Linked DNA regions of Homo sapiens: region 1 is linked to region 2. Evidence: read pairs that join two places in POLR2A ChIA-PET (ENCODE). Cell type or tissue: PC-9. All regions are shown on one strand. Links, peaks and the distances in the headings refer to the core of each region. The heading gives the core; the rest is flanking DNA.

Region 1 (17,287 bases), core at 13,319-15,818, 260 kb after region 2:
TGTTAATTTCTTTAAAAAACATTTTCTCATGACACTGCTAAAGCTGAGCTTCTTCTTTGATACTTCTTCGCGAGATTTATGTTGAATCTTCTCTGTTGCACTTTTATAGTCACAGAAATACAACTTTCTCAGGCAGGTCAAGACAGGCCTCCCACCCCTACCCCAGAATAAGGAAAATGAGATGGGAAGGAGAGAGAAGTAAACGCGATCAATCTAATGGAAGACAATTGGCAGCTGCTGTTTTGTTTTGCCCAAGACAGGTGATCTAAATTCCATCTATCTACCACTTTAAATTCACTCTAAGGGGAAAGATAAAAGATTAGGTTAAACAACCCTCACCCACATTTATTTTAAAATGTAACAAAGGCCAGCCATGGCGGTGCATGCCTGTAATCCCAGCTACGCGGGAGGCTGAGGCAGGAGAATCCCTTGAACCCGGGAGGCGGAGGTTGCAGTGAGCCGAGATCACACCGCTGCACTCCTGCCTGGGTGACAGAGCGAGACTCTAAAAGAAAAACGTAGCAAAAGTAGCTTCAAATATTTTTATAAATATTAAAGTAGGAGGCGGAGCAAAACGTGTCTAGTAAAACTACAGAAGGAAAAACCCAGTCTTCCGGCAGATGGAGCGGAAAGGGAAAGAAATCCAATCACCATATTAAAGCAGTTGTCCAGTTTAATTAGTAGTGGGAAGAAGGGAAAAATACAGAAAACAAAGGGCGAAGGAGAAGGAAAAGGGAAGAAGCAAGGGGAAAAGAAATAAAACAAAGGAAATGTCCAATAAAGACCAGGAAGGAAGGTCCGCAGGTGGAGACGTGCGTGAGGGCAGGGAGAGAAGGGTAGGAAGAGGGAACGAGAGCGGCACGAAGGCCTGGGATTAGAGAGCGGTGGGAAAAGGGTAGTGGGCCTGGTGAGGGGAGCAGGAGCCAGGCCGGCAAGGGGCAGGCCATCTTACCGAAGCTGTGATGAATGATTCTCCACCCACCAGGTCTTCCCTTATTGAGGTGGAAGCGGTGGCGACGGCTGGCTGGTCCATGGTGGCCTCCTCTCTCTCTAGGCTGAACCTGAGCTCCGGTTGCTAGGAGGCGGGTGTGGCCCGTGGGCTCCCGAGCGCGCGCGCCTGGGACCGCTCCGGGGGACCCGCCAGGTTTGTCTTTAGTGCTGCAGGGAAGGGAAGCGGGCACGCACTTTGAGGTCCCGCGCGAAGAACTGCGCAGAGGAAAACCCTCGAAAAGAGACGGTTATGAAAGCTTGTGAGAAGAAAATCTAGAGGGCTCTGGAGTTGCTAGAGAGCCCTCGGGTAAGGATCTGCGAAAAGGGAGGCTTGTTAAGGGCTTGAGCGTACCCACAATCTCCATTAGTTCCCTTCCAATCCACCACCAATCGCACACCCCAGACAGGGAGGCAGTGTGCTTGGTAGGCATACTTAAGAGAAATCTGCCTTAGCACCCACTTTCTAAGATTGTTTCTAAGCTCCTCCAAATAGAAACTCTGGGGCTGACTTCTCTTGCTTCTGACTTGCAGAGTGGAGTGAGCACCAGACACAGCCGGTTTCACTAGCTGTGAAACCACAGACCACCCCATTCTTCTCAGTATAGACCCTTTTTATTGTCAGCCTCTCTAGGCTGTAGCTTCTTCTTAACCTAGGAACATTCTCACCTTTAAAAACAAACCCTCCACAACCTTAATTTCATTTTATACAGTACCTACTGTATTCCAGGGACTTCACACACATTAGTCTCATTTAATCTTCATACCAACCCTACAAAGTAGGTATTAGTTTCATTTTCTGGATGAGGAAACAAAGGTTTCCTTGGACGTTTAGCACAGTTCACTCAGCATCACACACAAATGGCAGAACCAGAATTAAAATCCAGACCTGACTCTAGAGCTCCACTGCCCTATACCATGAAGTTTCTGCTTCCCTTTACAAACTTTCAAGAGTAATATGGACTCTTTTCTCACTTCCCATACTTTCCTTAAAACATCTTAATCTGGCCTGCACACAGCTTTTAATTAAAATTGCACCTGAACTCACCAGGGATCCAAGTGCCAAATCCAGTGGGGATTTTCAGCTCTTATGAAACTTGGCCTTCAATTTTCATTGCTGCATTGATTATTCCCTCATTCTTGAATCACTCTCCTCCCTTGACTACCAGGACTTGGACGCTGGTTGCATATAATGACTTATTCTGTGCTTATTTCCTTGTCTATAGAGAAGGGGATAATAAAATTGGTACCTATCCACATAGGTTATAAAAAAGATTAACTCGAACTGTTCACAACCATGTCTGGCACAGTGCAGTCAGTAAATGTGAGCTGTCATTACCTTTAGGACAAAAGCAACATTTACAATCCAGTCTCTCGCTTCTCTCTTTTTTTTTGAAACGAAGTCTCACTCTGTTGCCCAGGCTGGAGTGCAGTGGCGCGATCTCACTACAACCTCGGCCGCCCGCCACCATGCCAGCTAATTTTTGTATTTTTAGTAGAGACGGGGTTTCACCATATTTGTCAGGCTGGTCTCGAACTCCTGACCTCATGATCCACCCACCTCGGTCCCCCAAAGTGTTGGGATTACAGGTTGAGCCACCACACCCGGCCACTTCTCTTATTAGGATGGCATGCTCTGCTGTATCATGCTTGCAAAAACCCCAAACATGCCATCTTCACATTTCTATTTGTCTCCACATATGCTAGCTCTTCTGCATGAAATGCTATTCTTTTCTTTGACCACCTGGAAAATCTCAAGGGTCAGCTCCTCTGAGTAGACCTCTAAGCCTAATCCACTAAGTCCCAAAGGACCCTGTGCCTATCATTGTTGGAAGATTCATTTTATGACAAATCGTTTCTCCTCTAATTTTAAACACCCAAAACACGGTTTTTAATTGACCCCTTTGAACACAAGGACTAAAATATTTGTTGAATAAACCACTGACTAGTTTTCCCCTCTAAGTAAATCCAAGACTAGATTACAGCAGTGCTTTTCAAAAATTGATATGCATACAAAATATCTGATGATCTTGTTAAAAAAACAGATTGATTCCAATTCTGGGGCAGGACCTAAGATTCTGCATTTCCAACAAGCTCCTGGGTGATTCTGTAGGTGACTTTTTGAGGAGCAAGAGACTAGAGGACTTCATCTAGTTTCTTAAAATACTGGGATTCTAAATTCATTTAACATAGCCTTGAAAAAAAAAACAGGCACTAGGTTTAAAATGAACAACTGAAATTAGAAAGTGAAGAGGCAATACCAAAGTTCTCACAAATGTTAAGAGATTAATCAAGTCCATTCCCTGTGCCTCATTTCATTTTCTTATTTTGGCTGAGCCTGTAAAACTGGCTCAGCAGACTAGGGACTGGTACCCTCGAGACTAAAAGAATATGAAAGGTACAGAGAAGTCCAGAAACCCATACAAGGTGTGACATTAGAGATGGGAACATCTAGATGAGAAAATAGTTTAAGTATCTCAAAAATAGAAACAGCATGGGTCAATGATTTCAAGGACTATCCACAAAGCAGATTAAGCACGTAGGATAAACATAGTGTTCCTTTAAGAAAACATTATCTTATATAGTATCACTGAGATTTATTTCCAGATTATTGTAAGTTTCAAAAAGGGGGAGAGGCATTTCTCTTGAGAATACATATCTATAATTGAGCTCAACAGTGCCTCTGTTACATATCAGATCTTTAAAATTGTTGCCGTCTTCTAAAAATTTTAGGAAAATACGTTACACCAAGGGTGATATTTAACTGCAATAGTTGTTTATTGGGAGAATCATCTGAGAGCAAACATGCCAGACAGTATTATGGTTGGTACAATTACCAAAATCCTATTAATATAACACTAATAGTATGGTTAAGACTTGAAGGTGGGGCTGGGCGAGGTGGCTCACACCTGTAATCTCAGTACTTTGGGAGGCCGAGGTGGGCGGATCACAAGGTCAGGAGTTTGAGACCAGCCTGGCCAACATAGTAAAACCCTGTCTCTTCTAAAAATACAAAAAATTAACTGGGCGTGGTGGCGGGCGCCTGTAATCCCAGCTACTCGGGAGGCTGACGCAGAATTGCTTGAACCTGGGAGGCAGAAGCTGCAGTGAGCCGAGATTGCGCCACTGCACTCCAGCCCAGACAACAGTGCTAGAGTCCATCTAAAAAAAACAAAAACAAAAACAAAAACACAACTTGAAGGTGATATCACAGTCCTGGGTTCCAATAGGATTATGTTGTAGGAAGCATTGGAACAGATTTGAACCCAGCTCATTATGACCACAGTTAAATTATACAATCATTCTACTCGTTTCCTGTAAAATCAAAATGCCAAGACTTCGTGACTTTTGTAAAGATTTCAACAATAGAAATGACCAATTATGACATAGAAGAGCCCAAAAAATGTTTCTCCTACCTTTGTTGTCCTTGTTAATTATACCTTGATATCAATTTATATAAACCTCATTGTTGACGCTGGAAAAACACAAATTGACTGCCTAAGTCCCTCATTTTTCAGGGTCATAACTGGTTTAATAGCACAATTAATGGAACACTTAATGCAAATGCCAAGGACAATGTTAAGGGCCTTACTTTCATTATTTCACTTAACTTTTAAAAAAGCCCCACTCATAATCCCAACACTTTGGGAGGATGAGGTGAGGGGATCACTTGAGCCCAGGAGTTCAAGACCAACCTGGGCAACATGAGTCCCTGTCTTTACAAAAAACAAACCTTGTTTGGATTTCCTTTCGACAAAATTTACTACATCCAATTAAGGGGAGTAGAGTGCACATCTAAAATCTTCCTATTTAACTGATTACCCGAGTATGTGATACCATTAGAACTATCAATGCCTGTAACTTCCCTTGCTCTAAAACATACTAATAGTAGTATTAAGATAGTCAATGGGGCAGTAACCTGCCAAATAATGAATTACCCCTGGGAAATTAAAGACCTTGTAGCTATAATAACCAGGTAACAATTACACTCAATGTTTTAATCTTGGCTCTGGTTTGCTATGGAATCTTTCATTAAGCATTTAAAAGGTACTTTAAAAAAATAAAAACCCTGATAACCACCTTTGGAGTAGCTCAAATTATAGAGAAAGCAATGATAGAAGCCAGCAAAAACTAAAACAAGGTGTAGTCATTGCCAATTTACTCCTAAAGACATCTTTTTTTGCAAAATGTTGCAGATGGGCAAGCTGAAAATTCTCATCTTATAGAATTAAAAAGCACAATGAATAAAATATTAGTTAATAGAAGTAAAACTATAAGGATGCTCACCCCAACTAGATTTGGTTTTTTTTTGAACATGCAAACATTTAAAACATCACTGCACAGCTTAAGTCAACATGGACAAATGCCAAAGTTGAAAACTATAAAGGTAGGAAACAGTAAATACCTACTTTATGCCAATTCCCATACTAGGTACACTTAAGTTTTTGAGTCTTTCATTGGGGCCTTTTGAAGTTGTCAAATACAATCTGGATAAAGAAACAAAACAAAAAACTTGCCCCTCTTTTCCCATGACTGCCACCATCTTGTTCTGTGGGCAGAGGCAACTCACAGGTATCCTGGATCTAACACAGTAGCACAGTACGACACACATGGTGGTGGAGGAATGTTGTGGGCACGCATGATGGTGGCCCCCAAAAGGTGACTACACTAAGCCAGCCCCCATAGATCCCCATCTTTTCGGCCTTCCTCTTCAATCTCTCCTTAGTTACACCCCTTATTTTGTTCCTCTTATTTTCTGTGCTTCTCTCCCTCTTTTCTCACTTTTCCAATCCTTTTCTCCTTCCTTTCCCACCTTCACTATTTCTGCCACCCATCTCCATATGCTTCCCCACACGAGAAAAAATTATCTAGACTATACCAAGCAGAAACCAATGCCATATTTTATTTTCAAAATTATTAGACTTCAACAGTTAAATGACTCAGATGCAGAGCAACCATTGGGTAAATTGTAATTTTTTTATTGGAAAACAAATATACAACTTGGAATGGATTTTGAGGCAAATTGTGCCATAAGCAGATTTTAAGTGGCTAAACAAAGTTTAAAAAGCAAGTAACAATAAAAGAAAATGTTTCTGGTACAGGACCAGCAGTACAAAAAAATAGTGTACGAGTACCTGGATAATACACCCGTTTTGCAATAGTGCAACTTTTAAGTACATATTGTTGACTGTCCATAGTCCACGCAGAGTTACAACTCCACACTTCAACAACAACATGCTGACAGTTCCTAAAGAAAACTACTTTAAAAAAGGCATAACCCAGATGTTCCCTCATTTGACCAACTCCATCTAAGTTTAGATGTGCAGAAGGGCTTAGATATATCCAGAGTAAGCCACATGCAACATGTTACTTGATCAATTTTCTAAAATAAGGTTTTAGGACAATGACAGTAAGATAAGGGAAGAAAACATGGAGGAATGAAGTCCTAATTACTATACATGCATATTTTTTTGACAGTAGGGAGAAACCTTTTACAGATAAGTTACAAACAAAGAAAAGGCAAATAAACAATTTTGTACAAGAAATTTAACACATTCTGTACAAGGTCTTCACTTTGCTGTCATCATTTGTACAAACTCTGAAAAAGAAGAAGTACACAAAAAATGAGTCAATAGCAAAAGACCAAAAAAAAAAAAAAAAAAAAAAAATCACATTTACTCAATTACTGAGTACTCTTTCCATTCCTCTCTTTCCTCAGAATTACCATTAAGTACAGAGGGAAGCTAGTTTATTGCCCAGGCTGGAACTTCATTAACCATAACTATTCAGGTTTATTAGTAAGAGCCAAATTAACGCTTTAGATAGGCCAATATAAAAAAGAGCATTCTTGGCTCTTAGTTTAGACTTGAATTTTAAGTCTGCTGGATTACAAGACAATATTGTAAATTCAATGCTATGGGCTAGGTTTAATTTTTATAACATTACATTTTATGCTCTTTTCTAAGTTAAGTAGTTACATCATGAAAAAAATACAGAGTTTTACTCAAAATCCTTCAGTTTCATATGCCTTGCTTCCTGATATGGCCATCTTAAAAGTTAGTAGATACGATACTTTTGAAGCACATGTAAACTTCAGTTTCAGACTAAAGCCAATTAAAGAAAAAAGACAATACAGTGCGGGGAAAGAAAGTCACATTAATTTCATTTTAGGAAACTTGGAATAAGTTTGCTTTCCACATTGTTCCACAATCACACAAACACTGAACAGTGCTTCTCAAACTTTATACATGAATCACCCAAGAATCCTATTAAAATGCTGATTCCAGGTGTAGGGATAGAACCTGATAGTAAATATTTCTAAATTAAGTTCTCAAGTCAGAGCAATGTTACCTAGTCTGCAGACAACACTCTGAATTTTAAGAAGGTTAAATGTAAGTAACTGTTTTAGCAACCTAATTTCAGGGGAAGGGTCACTAATTTCGATCAGTTCCCTAACAAAGAGCCTCTTATCTTAAAAATCAAAGTGAAGAATGAGGCGTGAGACTGAAACATTTACCTTCATAGTTTACTTGACCATCACCATCAATATCTGCTTCCCTGATCATTTCATCAACTTCTTCATCTGTTAACTTCTCTCCAAGGTTTGTCATCACATGGCGAAGTTCTGCAGCACTAATATAGCCATTGCCATCCTAGCAAAAAATTTAGTATAGTTTCTGAGTCAAATTACAGACTTGAGAGTTGGAATGGAAATTTATTAAGTTTACTACTAAATTTCACATTGGGGGAAAAACATACTTTAGAAATGCATACAAATCTACACAGTTGACCTACAAATGTCATTAAGAGCCAAGCAAAATGTCCTACATTGAAATCATTATTTCCTAGTCCCAAAGTCAAGTGACACCTCCTTTGACAAGATGAACGCAATACATATATTAGAAAGTCTATACTGAATTCTTAAAAAGCTTTTGCTTGGTAATTAAAATATGTTGGTAAATCATCAAAAAAAAAAAAAAAAAAAAAAAAAAAAACAACCAAAAAAACACAAGTCTTCATAATGAGTCCTGGTATCTTCATTTCATCCTCAAAATTTAACATATCCAGTCCTTGACGTACCTTATCAAACACACGGAATGCTTCTCTAATTTCTTCTTCACTGTCTGTGTCTTTCATTTTTCTTGCCATCATTGTCAGAAATTCAGGGAAGTCAATTGTGCCATTACCTGAAATGGTTTAGTGGAAACATCAAAGCTTTAGTGGAAACATATAAGCAAACAGCAAAGGTTTAGTGGAAACATCTAAGTATCACTTCTTCAACCCCTCCCAGCCCCACAAAATTGAAGACTTACCATCAGCATCTACTTCATTAATCATGTCCTGTAACTCTGCTTCTGTGGGATTCTGCCCAAGAGATCTCATTACAGTTCCCAATTCCTTTGTTGTTATAGTTCCATCACCATCTTTGTCAAATAGTGAAAAAGCTTCTTTGAATTCTGTTTGAAAGAAAGACCACAATCCAAATACACAGATTAATAATAAAATGTAACCTAAATGAAACGTATTAACTCTTAAAGCCTACTCAGTGGTGGGATCGTGCCAGTGAACAGCCACTGCACTTCAGCCTGGCCAAACTGTAAGACCCCACGTCTCAGAAAAACCCAAAAACTTTTAACGGAAAAATACCAATGGAGGTAGCAATTGAAATGTGACTTTGACTCCTAAAGATTAACCAATCTTTATGATACCTTATGATAATATTTCAAATATATCTTTGACCAATCATACCACTGTACTTTCATGCTGACCTAAGTAAAATTATCCTAGGTTTACAGAGGAAAAGAACCAAATCCCCAAATGACTGGCTCCTCTGTCACTGAAGCTGCTCTGTGGAACATAATTCAAAATTACAGACCTAACCTACACTCACAAAACAAAAATAAGACTACTGGTACCCAAATACGTATTTCTACAGAGTAATTAAACTGTTTCTGTATACTGTGTTTAGAGTTAGCCACTATGTCTAAATCAATCACCTACTAAATTAAAACAGGCTACTTTCCCTTTCTAGTAAGGCAGGAGAAGGGACTATATAAAGAGTCTATAACAATGGGCTGATCAAGATATAAATGTCCAGTTTTAGCTAAATGCATGTCACTGAGAACAAAGATCATTTTGAGCTTTCTTTGGAATATTAAAACCCCAACCTTATATAGTGAAACTGATTATTCCTCAACATCTTGTTGTGATAGTATGTTCCTTCCTGCTGTTGTTTTTTTTTTTGAGATGGACTTTCGCTCTTGTTGTCCAGGCTGGAGTGCAATGGTGCAATCTCAGCCCACCGCAACCTCCTCCTCCCAGGATCAAGCAATTCTCCTGCCTCAGCCTCCCGAGTAGCTGGAATTACAGGCATGCACCACCACGCCCAGCTAATTTTCTATTTTTAGTAGAGATGGGGTTTCTCCACGTTGGTCAGGCTGGCCTCGAACTCCCAACCTCAGGTGATCCGCCTGTCTCTGCCTCCCAAAGTGCTGGGATTACAGGGCATGAGCCACTGTGCCCGGCTATATGTTCCTTCTAATACATCACTAGATTACATGGAAACCTCCTGCTGGTGCAACACTCCAGACTACCTGGCTTCATTCACCATTTACAGATAAACTAAAACAAGCCAGGTGCAGTGGCTCACACCTGTAATCCTAGCACTTTGGGAGGCCAAGGTGGGCAGACTGCCTGAGCTCAGGGTGAGTTCCAGACCAGCCTGAACAACAGGGTGAAACCCCGTCTCAGGCCGGGCGCGGTGGCTCAAGCCTGTAATCCCAGCACTTTGGGAGGCTGAGGCGGGTGGATCATGAGGTCAGGAGATCGAGACCATCCTGGCTAACACGGTGAAACCCCATCTCTACTAAAAATACAAAAAAATTAGCCGGGCGTGGTGGCGGGCGCCTATAGTCCCAGCTACTCGGGAGGCTGAGGCAGGAGAATGGCGTGAACCTGGGAGGCAGAGCTTGCAGTGAGCTGATATTGCGCCACTGCACTCCAGCCTGGGCGACAGAGCGAGACTCCGTCTCAAAAAAAAAAAAAAAGAAGAAAAAGAAAAGAAACCCCGTCTCTACTAAAACACACACACACACAAGCTGGGTGTGGCGGCGTGTGCCTGTAGTCCCCCGTCTCTACTAAAACACACACACACACACACACACACACACACACACACACACGCTGGGTGTGGCAGCGTGGGCCTGTAGTCCCCCGTCTCTATTAAAACACAAACACACACACAAGCTGGGTGTGGCGGCGTGCGCCTGTAGTCCCAGCTACTGGGGAGGCTGCAGCAGCAGAACTGCTTGAACCCGAGAGGCGGAGGTTGCAGTGAGCCGAGATCACACCACTGCACTCCAGCTTGGGCAACAGAGTGAGACTTGTCTCAAAAAAAAAAAAAGAAAGAAAGAAACTAAAACAGACTAACTTTGATACTGCAAAGTTATACCAATCAGTAAATAATAAAGCTAGTATTTTCCAAGTAAGTCATTTCCCAGAAAATATTAGACCCTATCAGCAAATGAATACAAAAAGTTTCCAAGTTCATTGGGCCATTAAGCTTTCCCAACATAGCCATACATTTGAAAATTTATGTGACACATGTGTAAGAAATGGTGTACCTTCTTTACGGTCCAAGGCCAATTTATTCCCTGCCTGCTTATCCCTAACTCCAATTCGCGTACACCTTCCAGTTTCATTCCGTATTACCTCTTCCCTGGACTCAACTATTCTTCCACTAATTTGCCCATTACCACATAAATATCTTCACATCGCTTAGCCTAAAACTAAATTGAAACCTTAGTTATATTTTAAATGCTTGCCCTTATCCCTCCCCAAATTTTGGAAGGCACTACTACTCATACCAATTTCCTCTCTCCAAACAATCCACTATTTTAAAATGACATCCAGCTCCAACTCATCACCTGAAAATGCTGAGTTTACCAATGACTACTAGTCAGTCACCCAATCCATCAAGCATGCTTCAATGTGAAGCCATATGGCATAGAAACTAAAATGAGACTTTGTAACTTGACTACTGGGTTAGAATTTCCTAGCTCTGTTTCTTCTTCTGGCAATGCAATATGGACAAGCTACTAAACCTTTTCTGCCTCAGCTTCCTCATTTCTGTGAAATGACATAAATGTGCCCAGTAAGTGGGGTGACACAGTATACCATGCCCACAAGGGGTATTCACCTGGTCACCCCCCATAAAAAAATTAGTATGTGTCAAACACTTAGAACTATGTCCAACAAATACATACTTAATAAATGTCAAGATAAAGACTATCTCATTTTTTTGCAGCATCCAAAACTGCATGGAAAAACTCTCAAAATTTTTCTTGGCCTTCGTAACAGTACTTTGATTTTCCTCCTACCATATACTGCCAAAGGCTCTTACTCCTGTCTCTTATGTCTAGATGTGACCAATTTTATCCTTTTTTTCCACTCCTTGGCCACTTCATCTATACCCACTTACAACGAAGATATCTTTAGTCTACCCATCTCGCTCAATAAATGTCTTTATTTCTGGCTGTCTACAGGATATAGCTCCCCTGGCTGATGACAAGCAAAACATATGAAAATGAATTCTATACTCCCAGGCAACCCTAAAGGTACTAGCAAAAGCCCAAGAGCCACTTTTAACTCTTTCAGTCTGAAATCTGTCAACAGGTCTCGAATTCTATCATTTAAATACTGCCTGATTTTTCCTCCATCTCTACAACCAGTATTTTGGTTCAAGGCTCCATCGTCCTTTGCCAGGGCTATTACAATTGCCTCCTAACTGCATTCTTTCTTATTTAAATATTACTGGTTTATAGAGGAACTCATCTAATACCAATCAGAAGGTTCATACCACACTAATTGATTTTATGAAGATAGTATACAGTGCTAACCTAGATCAACCTAATGACAAAAATAGATCAGGGAGTCTCCACCTACAAATAGCACAATTGATAAAGACATTTCAATTTTACTGTTTTTAAACAGAATGTAGAAATATCTAGAAATACATATATTGGAGTTCAGACACATTGCACCTTTCACCTAATTTAGGTTACAAGAAAATTAAAGGACTTTGAGGTATTTGTTTATATTACATTCTCTGCTATGGGTATCTTTTAACACCACCATTAGGTGCATAAATTCCCAATGTTTAATTAGCAGTAATCACCTTTCTATTACATGATTTAACAAAAAGCTAAATACTGGAAGATGCATAGTGTAAGACTATGTATAACTTTCGAGAAATTTAAAAATCTAATAACACTTAAAATGTTTGCTAGAATAAGTAAAATGCAGAAAATAAAACCGTATCTATGCTAATACCATTTGTTATTCATTCAAGAAAGGAACAAATAACATTTCTTTTAAAGGTCAAGGTTTATTCCAAATTTTTACTTGTATTTTTATACTAAAGAGTAAAAAATACCTGTAAAAACTCAAAATAATAAACCCCAAAGTAAAATTTTAATTCACCTGCCTTTACAGTTTTCCTGTACTTCAGAACTAGCGTAATCTTTATGTATAGAAGCATATAATTCTAAACTGTAACTCCCAGGAATGACCTGAAATTAAATCCAAGAGTCAAAACCTAAACACACAATAAAGAGAACAGGTCCTGAATGCCACAGAACAGCTATCTTCTACATAATTGATAGATATAAGGAACCTACCAAAATCCATTTTAGCTGACCAAACTGAAACTTTCAGAAAAATCTATTACTCAAGTTTTATTTGTTCATTAGCAACCCCAAGGCCCTTCCCTAATTAGTTTATTACCTAAACATATAATTTTATTAAAATAACATGTTTTAAAAATTTTATTAAAATAGGTTATCACAAGACAATTACAAAACAAATCAAATGACTGTTTATTAACTTCTATTTCTTCACAAAATTCTGAACTTAATAATCCCTTAAAGATCATGTACTGGAACTCTTTTGGCGCTTCATGCAGTTGTTGCTATACATTGAGTAATATTAATATTTTTCTCAAACAAATTTGGACCTTGAAAATTTAATGAAAGTTTAGGTACAGACTTCTTAAGGAAAAAATACTGTACATTTTTCCTATCAGTCTTCCAAAAGTCAAACAGCAACAACTAATGACATCATGGCAGAGTTATCAACAAAATGAAATTGTTAGTGATGTCATACTAGACTGGAATGCTTTATACGACCAAGTAATATAAAAAATTTTAGGCCGGGAGCAGTGGCTCATGCCTGTAATCCCAACACTTTGGGAGGTCAAGGTAAGCGGATCACCTGACGTCAGCAGTTCAAGACCAGCCTGGCCAACATGGTGAAACCCCATCTCTCCTAAAAATACAAAAACTAGCCGGGTGTGGTGGTGCACGCCTGTAATCCCAGCTACTTGGGAGACTGAGCCAGGAGAATTGCTTGAAGTTGGACAGCAAAGGTTGCAGTGAGCCAAGATCATGCTACTGCACTCCAGCCTGGGCAAGAGAGTGAAGCTCCGTCTCAAAAAAAAAAAAAAAAAAAAAAAAAAAAAAAAAAATTTAGTAACTTCATCTACACAAGGATGTTAGCGGTCACCAGCACTTACAACTAAAAAAAAAAAAAAAAAAATTTTTTTTTCTTTTCTTTGAGACAGGGTCTTGCTGTGTTGCCCAGACTGGTCTTGAACTCCTGGGCTCAAGCAATCCCACTGCCTCAGCCTCCCAAAGTGTTGGGATTAGACATGCGCCACCATGCCCAGCCACCAACAATTACAATTTACCAGATTAAAAAATTGCCTTCATCTCAAAGGTAAACACTGAAATATACCAAATTTGGGAGGAAGGGACTTGGAGAGTAGGCAGAAATCTTAGGATAGTAGTGCTCTAGAACTTTTTTGTGTTACACACTCATTGAGAATAAAATTTATTCAAGGAATATTCAATGATTACTATGTGGCAGGTACCGGGCCTACAAAGTAGAACAAAAAGGTCCCTGACCGCACATGATTTTTATTTTAGTAGCATAGAAGTTTTGGTTCCTCTGCCCTAAATCTTAACTGAAACCTGGAGGTCCAAGGAATGGCTTTAAAGAAATCTGTGGTCTAGGAAAAGGCAGGATAAGAAGAGAACCTAAGAACAGATTTTTTTCCCTCTACTCCCATTGGAAACCTAATTTTATGATGAAAGCCAAGAAAAGATAGGATTTAACTTAAAGACAATAAAGAGAACAGGTCCTGAATGTCACAGTTTTGATGAACTACAAGTATTCTTTATAAGAATTCTACCAGGCCAGGCATGGTGATTCACACCTGTAATCCCAGCACTTTAGGAGGCTGAGGCGGGTGGATCACCTGAGGTTGCGAGTTTGAGACCAGCCTGACCAACATGGAGAAACCCCATCTCTACTAAAAATACAAAAATAGCCAGGTGGTGCATGCCTCTAATCCCAGCTACTCGGGAGACTGAAGCAGAACAGCTTGAACCCGGGAGACAGAAGTTGAGCCACTGCACTCCAGCCTGGGCAACAAGAGTGAAACTGTCTCAAAATAAATTAAAAAATAAAAATGCTATCAATCACTGAAGAGGGATCCTCTTATATTCAATAGACACAAACTTTTTTTTTTTTGAGGCAAAGTCTCGCTCTGTTGCCCAGGCTGGAGTGCAGTGGCATGATCTTGCCTCACTGCAACCTCTGCCTCCCAGGTTCAAGTGATTCTCCTGCATCAGCCTCCTGAGTGGCTGGGATTACAGGTGCACGCCACCATGCCTGGCTAATTTTTGTATTTTTAGGAGAGATGGGGTTTCACCACGTTGGCCAGGCTGGTCATGAACTCCTGACCTCAAGTGATCCGCCTCGGCCTCCCAAAGTGCTGGAATTACAGGCGTGAGCCACTGCGCCCGGCCAACAAACTTTCTTTTCAAAGAGTTGTTTAAGAGAGCAGACCATCAACTATGCAATGGCACACTGAGTAACGTTTTCTACCCTAAAGTGAACATGCTGTACTGCATACAGTTGGTACCTGTACCTGACTGGGAATATTAAGAAATGTATTACAGAAGGTCAGAGTTTAAGAGTGAAAGTATTAGACAGCCTGAGACAATTTGGGAAGGAGACAGTATATTTATAAAAAAAACTACTTCAGAAAAACATTTTGACGATACATTTACTTTGTAGAGATGGGGTCTCACTATGTTGCCCAGGCTGGTCTCAAACTCCTGGGCTCAAGTGATCCTGCTGCCTCAGCCTCCCAAAGTGATAAGATTACCAGCCATCAGGCCCAGTCTATTTTTTTTGAGGAGACATGAGATCAAATAGGTGATACCTTTAAAACAGTGTAACTCAACAAAAAAAAAATTATTCCCAAAACTGTTTGCTTTTTGTTCATAACAGTCAATACATGTAATTTACCAACCTCAGAAAGTAAAAACTAAGTTTAAGTCAAATTACACAATAAATAAAAATAAAACCTGCTTAAATTTGTCTTTAATACTAATAGCTTTCTACCTACAGTCCTATCAAATAGTATTTGAGGTGACTAGTGTAATTCTGGTATCCCCCAAACTTCTATATGCTTATGGAAGTGGGGAGCTTGCTTTAAATGGGCTATATAGTTCCAACTGGGCTTCTCAGTTTTCTCCAGCCTAAGAAAAAGTGCTCAAGTGCTTTTGAGCTCTTATCAAACCCTTCCTGCTTACTGTGAAAACTGTGGCAAATAAACTGCTTGGTGCTCATGCTAATAAAAGTGTCTAATGAAAACAAAGGAATAGTTTGCAAAGCATTTCAACACTACAATAAAAAAAAAAAACAACTCCGGCAAGGGGGGAAAAAAAAGTTTCCCCAACATTGACATTAACCAGCCATCTCAATGTACAAGGATAAATCAAAAGTATTAATGTTCTATGGCATGGCATAAAGAGAACATGACATCAGGTTTTATGTAATAATTTTGCATACTTCCATAGCAAACTAAAAGGGACAAGATTTAAGCGGCTTCATTTCAACAGCTGTCACTGTTTTTTAAGAGAAAAATCCACATTGCTACAGTGACATTTATAGAATAGAATGCCAACTTCTTAAATTTTTTCACTTGAGAAATGGTTATTCCCTGACTGATTATATATGCAATTCTTAGGTTAAAATGTTAGCTAATTTTAACTAGGGTAAATTCAATTGTTCCTTTTTTGATTCTCCATTTCAAGTTGCCTTAGTTACTTCTTGGCCTCCTTTTCTAGCGTGTTAGCTAGCCCAGAATTCCTGTTTTATACTAAGGTAGTCTTCAGAAAACAAAACAAAGACCACCACTACACCACAAGGCTCCAAAGTATATCCACGCAGACTAAAATACATGTCTTTAACTACAATTAGCCCTGCACATCTTCCATCGGCAAGTTTACAATCCCACTTGCCAAAGCAGGTTGAATTACTGTATTATATTATACCCATATGTTAGTATCCATGACATATACCAAAGTCAATTATTTCATACAAGTCTCTTATTCTGACGTTGGCTATTCAATTTATAATAAGAATCTAATGGGTACAATCTAGCTGAGTATTTCTCACCTGCAATCTGCTCTTCAGTCAGTTGGTCAGCCTACAAAGAGATCAAAGAGGAAGGTTAGTGACTTGAGAGTATGTAGATTAGCAGTTACAGAAACAAGTTTAAAACCTTTCAAGGGTTACCATGTACTGTTTCATTTAGTTCCAGCAACAAACACATCTGGATAGAAAATGCACACATCTAGTTTCTCTTATCTTCAAAGCTAAGCTGTCTTAACTCCAAGTTTAAGATATACAAATACTTCAGAATATTTTTGAAAATATACTTTAGAATCCAATAGAAACATTGCTTCCTTTTTCAACGTTAGAATAGCTAAACTTAAGCTCACTTCTATTCCAGATATAAATCACCAGAAATTCCCACTGAATCAAAATGCTTCAGGCTCACAAAATGAAAATTACTCCCACAAATGGTTAAACACATTGTTTTGAAATTAAAGTGATTAAAAAAAAAAAAAGGCACAAACTTTTATTCCTTCTCACCCAGCAGGCAAAATGCAAAGAATCCAGAGCTCTGAACTACAGTACTATAATATTTACCAAATGTTTGAAAGTTCAGCCATCCATTTTCTCTTGGTTTTTAAAATCCCAAAGTAAGCCCAAGGCTTGTGATGTTTTTTTAATAGCACTTGGTTTTCTTCAGAAAATATTTTCTGCCATTTGCTAAAACCCATTATAAATTTTATCCTTATTCAATCTTAATAATAACCTTACAGTGGTATTATCCCCTATCTTACAGATAAGGAATGAGGCTAGGGTTAAGTGGGATTGGGGC
Region 2 (8,429 bases), core at 1,735-4,234:
CAAAGATCCAACGAGATCTCTAACCTACTTGAAAGGGCTTCAGAAACTTTGGAGCACCATACAGTATCACACAAGCCCTCAATTACTGCCACGTCCCTGAATCCCTTGGTGTCAATTCACCATTAAACAACTTCTCCCTTGCTCTGCAGTTTGAATACGGTCTGTCTTTTAGGCACTGATTCTCATACTCTGGTGTGTAACAGAAATGCCTGTAGCACTTAAAGATACAAATGCCCAGCCCTGGGACTTCTGCCTCAGCAAGTTATCCTTTGCGGGAAGGATCGTTGGACAGAAAGAGGCAGAACACAGAAGAGAAAGAAGCAGCAGCACCTTTTTTTTTCTTTTCTTTTTTTCTCTTTTTGAGACAAGGCCTCACTCTGTTGCCCAGGCTGAAGTGCGGTGGCATGATTATGGCTCACTATAGCCTCGACATCCTGGACTCAAGCAATCCTCCCACCTTAGCCTCCTGAGTACGTAGAACTACGGGCATGCACTACCAGGCCTGGCTAATTTTTTAATTTTTGTTTTGTTTGTTTTGTAGAGACAGGGTCTCACTATATTGCCAAGGCTGGTCTTGAACTCCTGGCTCAAGTGATCCTTCCACTTTGGCCTCCCAAAGTGCTGGGATTACAGATGCGAGCCATCATGCCCAGTGGAGAAGCAGCACTCTTGGCACATAAGGACAACACAAGTCAACAAGACTGGGGACCAAATTAACAAAGGGAAGCCTTTCTGTGATACAGTCCCCCAAGCCACTGCCAGACCTACCTCCTTATGGACATGAGTGATGGCTGTGGAGAGTTCTAAGCCATCAAGCAAATTATTGCCATCATAATCATGCATTTTGAAGTAATGGAGCTGCAATTCTTGTGGCGACATCTCCGCCTCTGGTTTGTTGATGACACCTTCTAGATGCTCCATGATATGCCTAAAAATCAACAGTCAGGTTCAGGCCAATTGACAGATACTGGGATCATGCTGAAATCTTAAGGACTCTGAAAAGTTCAAGATCTTAAACTTCCTCCAGCTCAGAAAAACAAACACCAGCAGTGGCAGACCACACTCAAGGATTACACAGAGATAGACAAGGCCTTGAGAGGAGCAGGAAAAGTCAAATAGACCATCTGTTATGCTGGCAGGATTAGGGTATTCTTTCCTCTTTATTATTAGAATTTTGTTATAACATTTTCAGGCCATCAATTTAAAAATATGTCCTTTAAAACTTTTTTTTTTTTTTGAGACAGGGTCTCACTCTGCCACCCAGGCTGGAGTGCAGGAGCGTGATCTTGGCTCATTGTAGCCTCAACTTCCCAAGCTCAGTTGATTCTCCCACTTCAGCCCCCCAAGTAGCTGGGACCATAGGCATGTACTGCCACATCCAGCTAATTTTTTGCAATTTTTTAGTAGAGACAGGTTTTCCCTATATTGCCTAGGCTGGTCTCGAATTCCTGGGCTCAAGTAATCCACCTGCCTCAGCCTCCCAAAGCACTGGGATTACAGGTGTGAGCCACTGCACCCAGCCTTAAAAACAAAGGATAACCGAGTATAATGCGTGAGGCTAACTGGCCCAAGACAAAAGCTGCAACAAATGATTCAATGTTTGAATGTGTTGATTTAAAAAAGGTCTTGTTATAGTCAAGAAACCTTAGCTATTTTCTGGATTCTGCTACTATGACTGTGTATGTGTACCTGTGTGTCTATTTGTATGTGTGTGTGTCTGTCTGTGGTGAAAAAAAGGAGAGACCGGATTCAGACAAGTAATGTGCCCCATTTGGGCCTAAAGATCTTCCACCTGTGATACAATGATGAAAAAAGAATACCTGACTTATAGGTGGCAATAAGGAATAAGAATCATCCTTGAAGAATGTCAAGGAGCCATAGAAACAGGAAGAAGGAAAGGAGGACTGAGCATGCCCTTGCCGCTGGCTCAGCTGCAGATGATGGGGAGGCCACTGGACCACAGCCCGGGCTGAATACGTACTCTTGGTCGTGCACTGTGTTCTTATCCAGGCCCATGCTGCCGGGTTGGGAGAAGCTGGCTGCAGGCTCCTCAGCCCTGGCGCCTGGGGCACAAAAGGCCCAGAGCAGGCCACACAGGAAGGGGGTTCTGAGCAGGGATCTCATGGTCATCAATATCTGTGAGATGGGAAACACAGAAGAGGAAGGCAGAGCATCAGAGCAAAGGTTTCGTTCAGGGCTTGACATGGTATGATCCTGGGAAACCTGATGAAGCAGTAAGGTTAGGAAGAGAGCTTGTCAAACACGGCCCAATGCCAGCTCTGCTTTGAGACTGTGGGATGACCCTGGGCACTCCAAGTCACTCAAATGGCAGGGGAAGGCTCACGAGGTTTCCTGAAGTGCCTGCAGAGTGCCAAGCAACACGTGAAAGCTTGAAGGGACTGGAAGATTATTCTTGCCTCCCAGAAGTTATGGTCCCCTGAAAGAAATATTTTCTATCAAGAGCACCAGGAAAGGCAGCCAGCAAGTTATATCAGATTATCAGAGAAAGCGAAAACCCTCTAGGAGTTCAGGGGAAGAAATCTCCTCCGAGTGGAGGAAAATCAGAGAAGGCTGATAGAGCTGGTGACACTTCAGCTGGGCCTGGACAGATATGCAGGGACTGAAGGACCACAGGAATGGTGGGAGCAGAGTGGCAGGTGCCCACAAGCGGGAAAGAAACTACAAGTAGTTCAGCTGGGCTGCAGCCTAGAGGGTAGGAAGCAGACAGGACAGAGGTGGCTCCAAGGCCTAGACAGGCTGTACTGGACAGGGCTTTGCACACTAGGCCAGGGCTTGACATCTCCTGCAGAGAAAGACAGGAGAGTCACTTACAATTCATGAATGGGAGGTGAGATCAGAGCTTGGTTTCAGAATGACTCATCTGGCAGCACAGTGGGGAAGGCATGAAGTGGCAAAAGCAAGACTAGAGGCAGGAGCATGGTAGCCAAGGGAGTGGTAAGGCGGGTCAGATCAAGGTCTGCGGCAGCGGACAAGGTTCTGTACCTCCTGGGTGGTAACAGTGGCAAGTAACTACAGTGAGCGGGCACTGGAAAGAAAAGTTACAGAGAAATCAGGATGCCATCAGGAACTCCCAGGGTTTGGCCACACTTGGAATTGTGGTCAATAAGATGACAGTCAGCTACAGAGCAAGCTCTTGGAGGGCAGGGAGAACTTTAACCCCACCAGTATTACCCGCCAAGGGTCAGGCAGGCCTTTAATAATTGTTGATTCAATGGAAAGTCTTGGTCTGTCCTAGGGCTGACAGACTGACCTCAAAAAGGAAGGTGAAGGACAGCCAGGTGACCTACATACAAAAACAAAAGACCTGACCGAACACTCACTTCCCAACAGGCAAAACAGATTCTGCTAGATAACAAGGCCAGGGATTTCTAACAGGTCAATTGTAGTCCACAGCCCCAAACCAGCAGTGGTAAAGACAAACCATAAGGCACTGGTCATCCCCTTTACATGCTACACACAGGGCTCAGCTCAGAAGCTGTAGCTGTCTTTGTGCCTGGGGCTGAGAGGTAGAGGTGTTATAGTCCCTCTTACCCATCCTAAAAGGCTCTCAGGGCAGAACCCTGAAAGTGTGAGTATGCCACCCTACAACACTTAGAAAAATTTCCCAAATCCGTTTTTCCCATTACCAGTATTGCTTCCCATGGCCCCCTCCTTAAAGGGGACAATAGTCACTGGGATGTCTAACTTCCAGGATAGGCCAGGCATGGTGGTTCATACCTGTAATCCCAGCACTTTGGGAGGCTGAGGCAGGAGGATCACTTGAGGCCAGGAGTTTGAGATCAGCCTAGACAACACAGTCAGACCCCCATCTCTACAAAAAATAAAAAATTAGCTGAGCGTAGCAGTGCACCCCTATAGTCCCAGCCACTCAGGAGGCTGAGATAGGAAGATTGCTTGAGCCCAGGAGTTCAAGGCTGAAGTACACTCCAGCCTGGGTAACAGAGTGAGACCCTGTCCTCCACCACCAAAAAAAGGAAGAAACTTCCAGGGTGCTAAAAAGCACCTAGAATCTAGTCTACTTCTAAACAGTGACATCAAAATGCAATCTGTCTCAGACCTTTTATTTTTTAATTTTTATTTTTTTGAGACAGAGTCTTGTTCTTTCGCCAGGCTGGAGTGCAGTGGCGCAATCTTGGCTCACTGCAACCTCCGCTTCCCAGGTTCAAGCAATTCTCCTGCCTCAGCCTCCCGAGTAGCTGGGATTACAGGTGCATGTCACCACGTCCAGCTAATTTTTGTGTTTTTAGTAGAGACAGGGTTTCACCATCTTGGCCAGGCTGATCTCGAACTCCAGACCTCAGGTGATCCACCCGCCTCGGCCTCCCAAAGTGCTGGGGTTACAGGCATGAGCCACCGTGCCCGGCCACCTCAGACCTTTTATATCTGTAGTTTAAAAAAAAAAAAAAGCAATATGTCATACTTAATAGGAAAGAATGCTCAATATATATTGAATGAAAAAGAACAGGCTGCAAAAAAGCAATAAAGAATAATACACTTTTGTAAAATAAAAATGTGTATTTCCTACACAAACTAATAACAAAGATTATCTTGAGACATGAGATTAGAATTGTGATTTTCAGCCGGCATGGTGGCTCGTGCCTGTAATCCCAGCACTTTGGGAGGCCGAGGCGGGCAGATCACGAGGTCAGGAGATCGAGACCACCCTGGCTAACACGGTGAAATCCCGTTTCTACTAAAAATACAAAAATAAAAATTAGCCAGGCGTGGTGGCGGGCACCTGTAGTCCCAGCTACTTGGGAGGCTGCGGCAGGAGAATGGCATGAACCCGGAGGTGGAGCCTGCAGTGAGCCGAGATCTGCTACCATTTTTTATGAATATGTATTCAATGTAATCTATCCCATAATTTTGTCCCAATACTATATGGATCGGATACAAAAGGAGTTTCCGGTTAATTCTTATCTCCACAAAATAATTCAGAAACAGTCAGAAACTACACTTCCAATTTTACCAAATAAAAGTGCCCAGACCTTGGCCAGGGACAGTGGCTCACATCTATGATCCCAACACTTCGGGAGGCCGAGGCAAGTGGATCACTTGAGGTCAGGAGTTTGAGACCAGCCTGGCCAATGTGGCAAAATGCGTCTCTACTAAAAATACAAAAAAAAATTTGCTGGGCATGGTGGCGTGCACCTGTAATCCCAGCTATTTGGGAGGCTGAGGCACAAGAATTGCTTGAACCCGGGAGGCAGAGATTGCAGTGAGCCAAGATCACACCACTGCACTCCAGCCTGGGCAAGAGAGTGAGACTGTCTCAAAAAAATTTTTTAAACGTGTCCAGACCCTGACAAGGCCACTGCCACTGTACCTGGTACCACAAAACAAGGTTTCAGGTTACTCCTAGCAGTGACTGCCTAGGCCATAGCAGAACAACTTGTTCTGACCACACATCTTAGAGTTCTGGGACAGGAAGGATCAGAGAAGGGAATCAAGCTCCTCCCAAGCCTTTCAGACTCATTTACATCAAATGTCTCTTTCTCCAGTGAGGTCTTTTCAATTCCAAGTCTGGTGTAGGTATTCGTCCTGCAGGCTCCCAAGTGCTTCCCTTCAGAAGGCTCCCGTCCACAGCTGATGACAGCTGCAAATTAATTCTTTTTTTTCTTTTGTTTTCTTGTGTGTGAATGAATTCTTGAAAAACTGCCTGATTACTTGTCAGTGCCCCTTGCTGGATGGGCTTTAAGAGGACTTGGACTGAATCCACATTCCCAGTATCAGGCACAGTGCCTGGAACAGAAGCTGCTGGTTCTTAGCCTGTGTGCCATGGTCCTTGGGGAGCTGGGGGGATTACCACCTTTGCAGATATGCTGCCAATTTTTAATGTCACTGTAACTGAAGATGAAACTTTTCTTTTGGAGATATCTATCATGGAACTCATGGCACCATTTCCTCCAACTATGTGATTGGATGCTTAGTATATCAATTTGGTGTGTGTGTGTTGGGGGTGGGGGAAATTCTATTTAGATAACACCAAAAAGCAACCAAGTGATTAATCATGTAGTAACTATGAGTCCAAAATATCCCTTCTTTAAGGGAGGTGGGATAAAGGCCAAGAATCACTGATTTTGAACTTGTCTCATTTTGGTTTGCTGTTGCAGGTTTCTAATCATTGGAATGCAACAAAAGCCAAATCGATAAACATAAAGAAAAAAAATTCCTCCAAGTGGTACACTGAAAACAGGGAATCGGGCTGGGCATGGTGGCTTATGCCTGTAATCTCAATACTTTGAGAGGCTGAGGCAAGTGAATCACTTGAGCCCAGGAGTTCAAGACCAGCCTGGACAACATGGTGAGACTCCCTCTCTAATTAGAAAAAGAGAGAGAGAGAGAGGAAGAAAGGAAAGAAGGCAGGCGAGGGAGGGAAAGATAGAAAACAGGGAATCTAACTGCCACCTAACAAATTAAACTGCTGACAGTCAAGAGAAAGCATAAGCAACTCCCTCTACCCAAATAACAGGTTGCATCATCCATGCTCTAACTACTTAGCTCAAGGCCATGGGCTAACAGCCTGAAGATAAGCCCCAGCTCACTGGCCTTCTTTAGGAAATTATAAAGGCCAGGCTGAAGAAAAACCCAACGGAGGAGAAATTTCTGCAAAGGGACTTCAGGGCACAACCCATACCTTGAGACAGCCCTCACAAGGCGCAGCCTCAGTCCTGGGAGGGCAGTGCTGGACCATCAGGAGCAGTGCGCCTCCCAGTGCCTTGGCTGTCACAGTGCTCCCCTCCTGCTCTGCCAGCCTCTTCCTGTACCACAGCCTCCGCTCCTACTGGTTCCATCTGTCCATCTCCAACTTCCTTCCAGGACAGGTTCAAATGTCACCTCAGGATTCTTCCAGCCAAGACCAATTGCTCTCTCATCCGACCTCAGTCTGTAGCCTCTCACACTCATTTGACCTGAACATACGATCACAGGTTGTTCTCCTTTTCCATTTTTCTCTTTTCCTCCCTCTCTGAGAGTCAGGACCCTCTCTCCTCTGGCTCTCATTTACCTTACTGATCTCTGCTGAGCTGACCTGGCTCATCGCTGAATCAGGGAAGTGAGTCTTGGCACCTAGGTGTATTGTTCCCTATCCCACAGCGGATCTAGCCTAAGCTGGAACTTCCTTTGGAGGCTTCCAGTGGTTTGACCTGGCCCAACCCTTTCTTCCTGGTGTGTCATCAGTCCTATCAGCACTAAGTTTGGGGCCAGCCTTCCTGCCAGCAGCTAGTAGCAGCTTCTCCCTCAAGGGGCCCTTGGTTAAGAATTCAAACCCAAAGCAGCCAAACTCACCAACATCCAGACATCCTGTACCCACAGCCAATGCCAAAGAAAAACTGACCAGTACTTTGTCACTTACCCCTGTCATGGTCCTGGAATGAAGGCAAGAAAATAACCAACTTCCTAAGCTAAAGAAACCTCTACACGGACTGAGGGTTGAGAATTGGTTCTGAAAAAGCAGGCATTTAATATTAATAACTTGATCTATTTGTTCATCTAGGGAGCCCAAGGAGCACCCATGCTGCATTTATACATTTAATGACCGTACTAACAGCACAAGGTACTGAAGATAGTACTATGACCTCGACAAACTCCTCTCACACAGATTACAACCTGGTAGAAAAGAGAGACCGGCAGGCAGACACCCATGGGGTACCACGAAATCCCCAACTGACACCTGAAATAACACATAAAGGATAAGAAGGATTATTTCAACCAAAGGACAGTGCCTCAGACATAGCGAACATACTGAAGGAACATGTAAGCCCAGAAGGAACTTGTTCTGATCTAAGAACCAAAAAAGATTCAGTATGGTTGAAGACACAGTACAGTCGAGACAAATGAATCTAAAGTTAAAGGAAGACAGGTCATGAAGGGCTTTGCAAGCCCCGTTCAAGAGCTTGGAAGAGCAATGAGAATCCACCAAAGGGTGATAAGGGAATGGGGGGACGCTTCTGGTCACATGATCAGATTTCTGTTTTAAGACCATGGCTGTAGCCTCTCTGTATAGAACAAACTACAGAGGATGAAGAAGAGATGCAGGGATCATCAGGAAGACACCGAGGTAGTCCAGAGAAGAAAAGGTGGCCTGAACTAGGTAGGGCAGGGGGATGGGACTGGAGAATGAACGTATCCAAGACAACTTTGCAAGGGATTCGATGTGGGTGGGTAAAGGAGTGAAGCAAGTGAGAATGATGCCCAATTCTGGCTTGGGCACCCGGGTGGATGGCCATGCCCAGAGAGGGAATACAACAGGAGATCAGCTTCCCCCGCCGGGCCCGACAGGACCTGTGGTCTCCCCGAGAGAGGGAACAAGGAGCAGAGGGAGAGTAAGGCTTCCGGCCCGCTGCTTTTGGGCCGGGCCAGGAGCAGTGTCCACCCGACACAGCTGGTCCCACAGGCCGATCCTCGGG

What was found. Peaks named below come from ENCODE experiments on the same cell type or tissue, not always from the same donor. Only the 100,000 strongest peaks of a DNase experiment are listed, where the experiment ranks them.
Region 1: POLR2A ChIA-PET joins it to region 2 with 32 read pairs; 18 of 35 experiments call an interaction of 5 or more read pairs at or near these places.

Annotation. Positions count from the first base shown.
Region 1 is chr2:47,154,219-47,171,505 of GRCh38, forward strand. CALM2 (calmodulin 2) reads right to left here. Exons shown (of 6, transcript NM_001743.6): 2 at 16,516-16,546; 3 at 8,301-8,444; 4 at 8,068-8,174; 5 at 7,505-7,640; 6 at 5,866-6,586. The coding sequence ends at 6,558. It overlaps STPG4 (sperm-tail PG-rich repeat containing 4), which reads right to left and starts at 1,090. Exons shown (of 7, transcript NM_001163561.2): 1 at 953-1,090. The coding sequence starts at 1,033. RefSeq lists an enhancer at 1,608-1,767. In PC-9, for the core only: no CTCF peak of the experiment used is centred there; no DNase peak of the experiment used is centred there; H3K27ac peaks cover 1,952 bases.
Region 2 is chr2:46,907,042-46,915,470 of GRCh38, forward strand. MCFD2 (multiple coagulation factor deficiency 2, ER cargo receptor complex subunit) reads right to left here. Exons shown (of 4, transcript NM_139279.6): 2 at 1,982-2,136; 3 at 769-928. The coding sequence starts at 2,130. MCFD2-AS1 (MCFD2 antisense RNA 1) reads left to right here. Exons shown (of 2, transcript NR_199007.1): 2 at 1-1,637. Among named protein-coding and RNA genes, the nearest start is that of MCFD2, 4.6 kb to the right of the region's middle. In PC-9, for the core only: no CTCF peak of the experiment used is centred there; a DNase peak (open chromatin) is centred at 2,890; H3K27ac peaks cover 2,367 bases.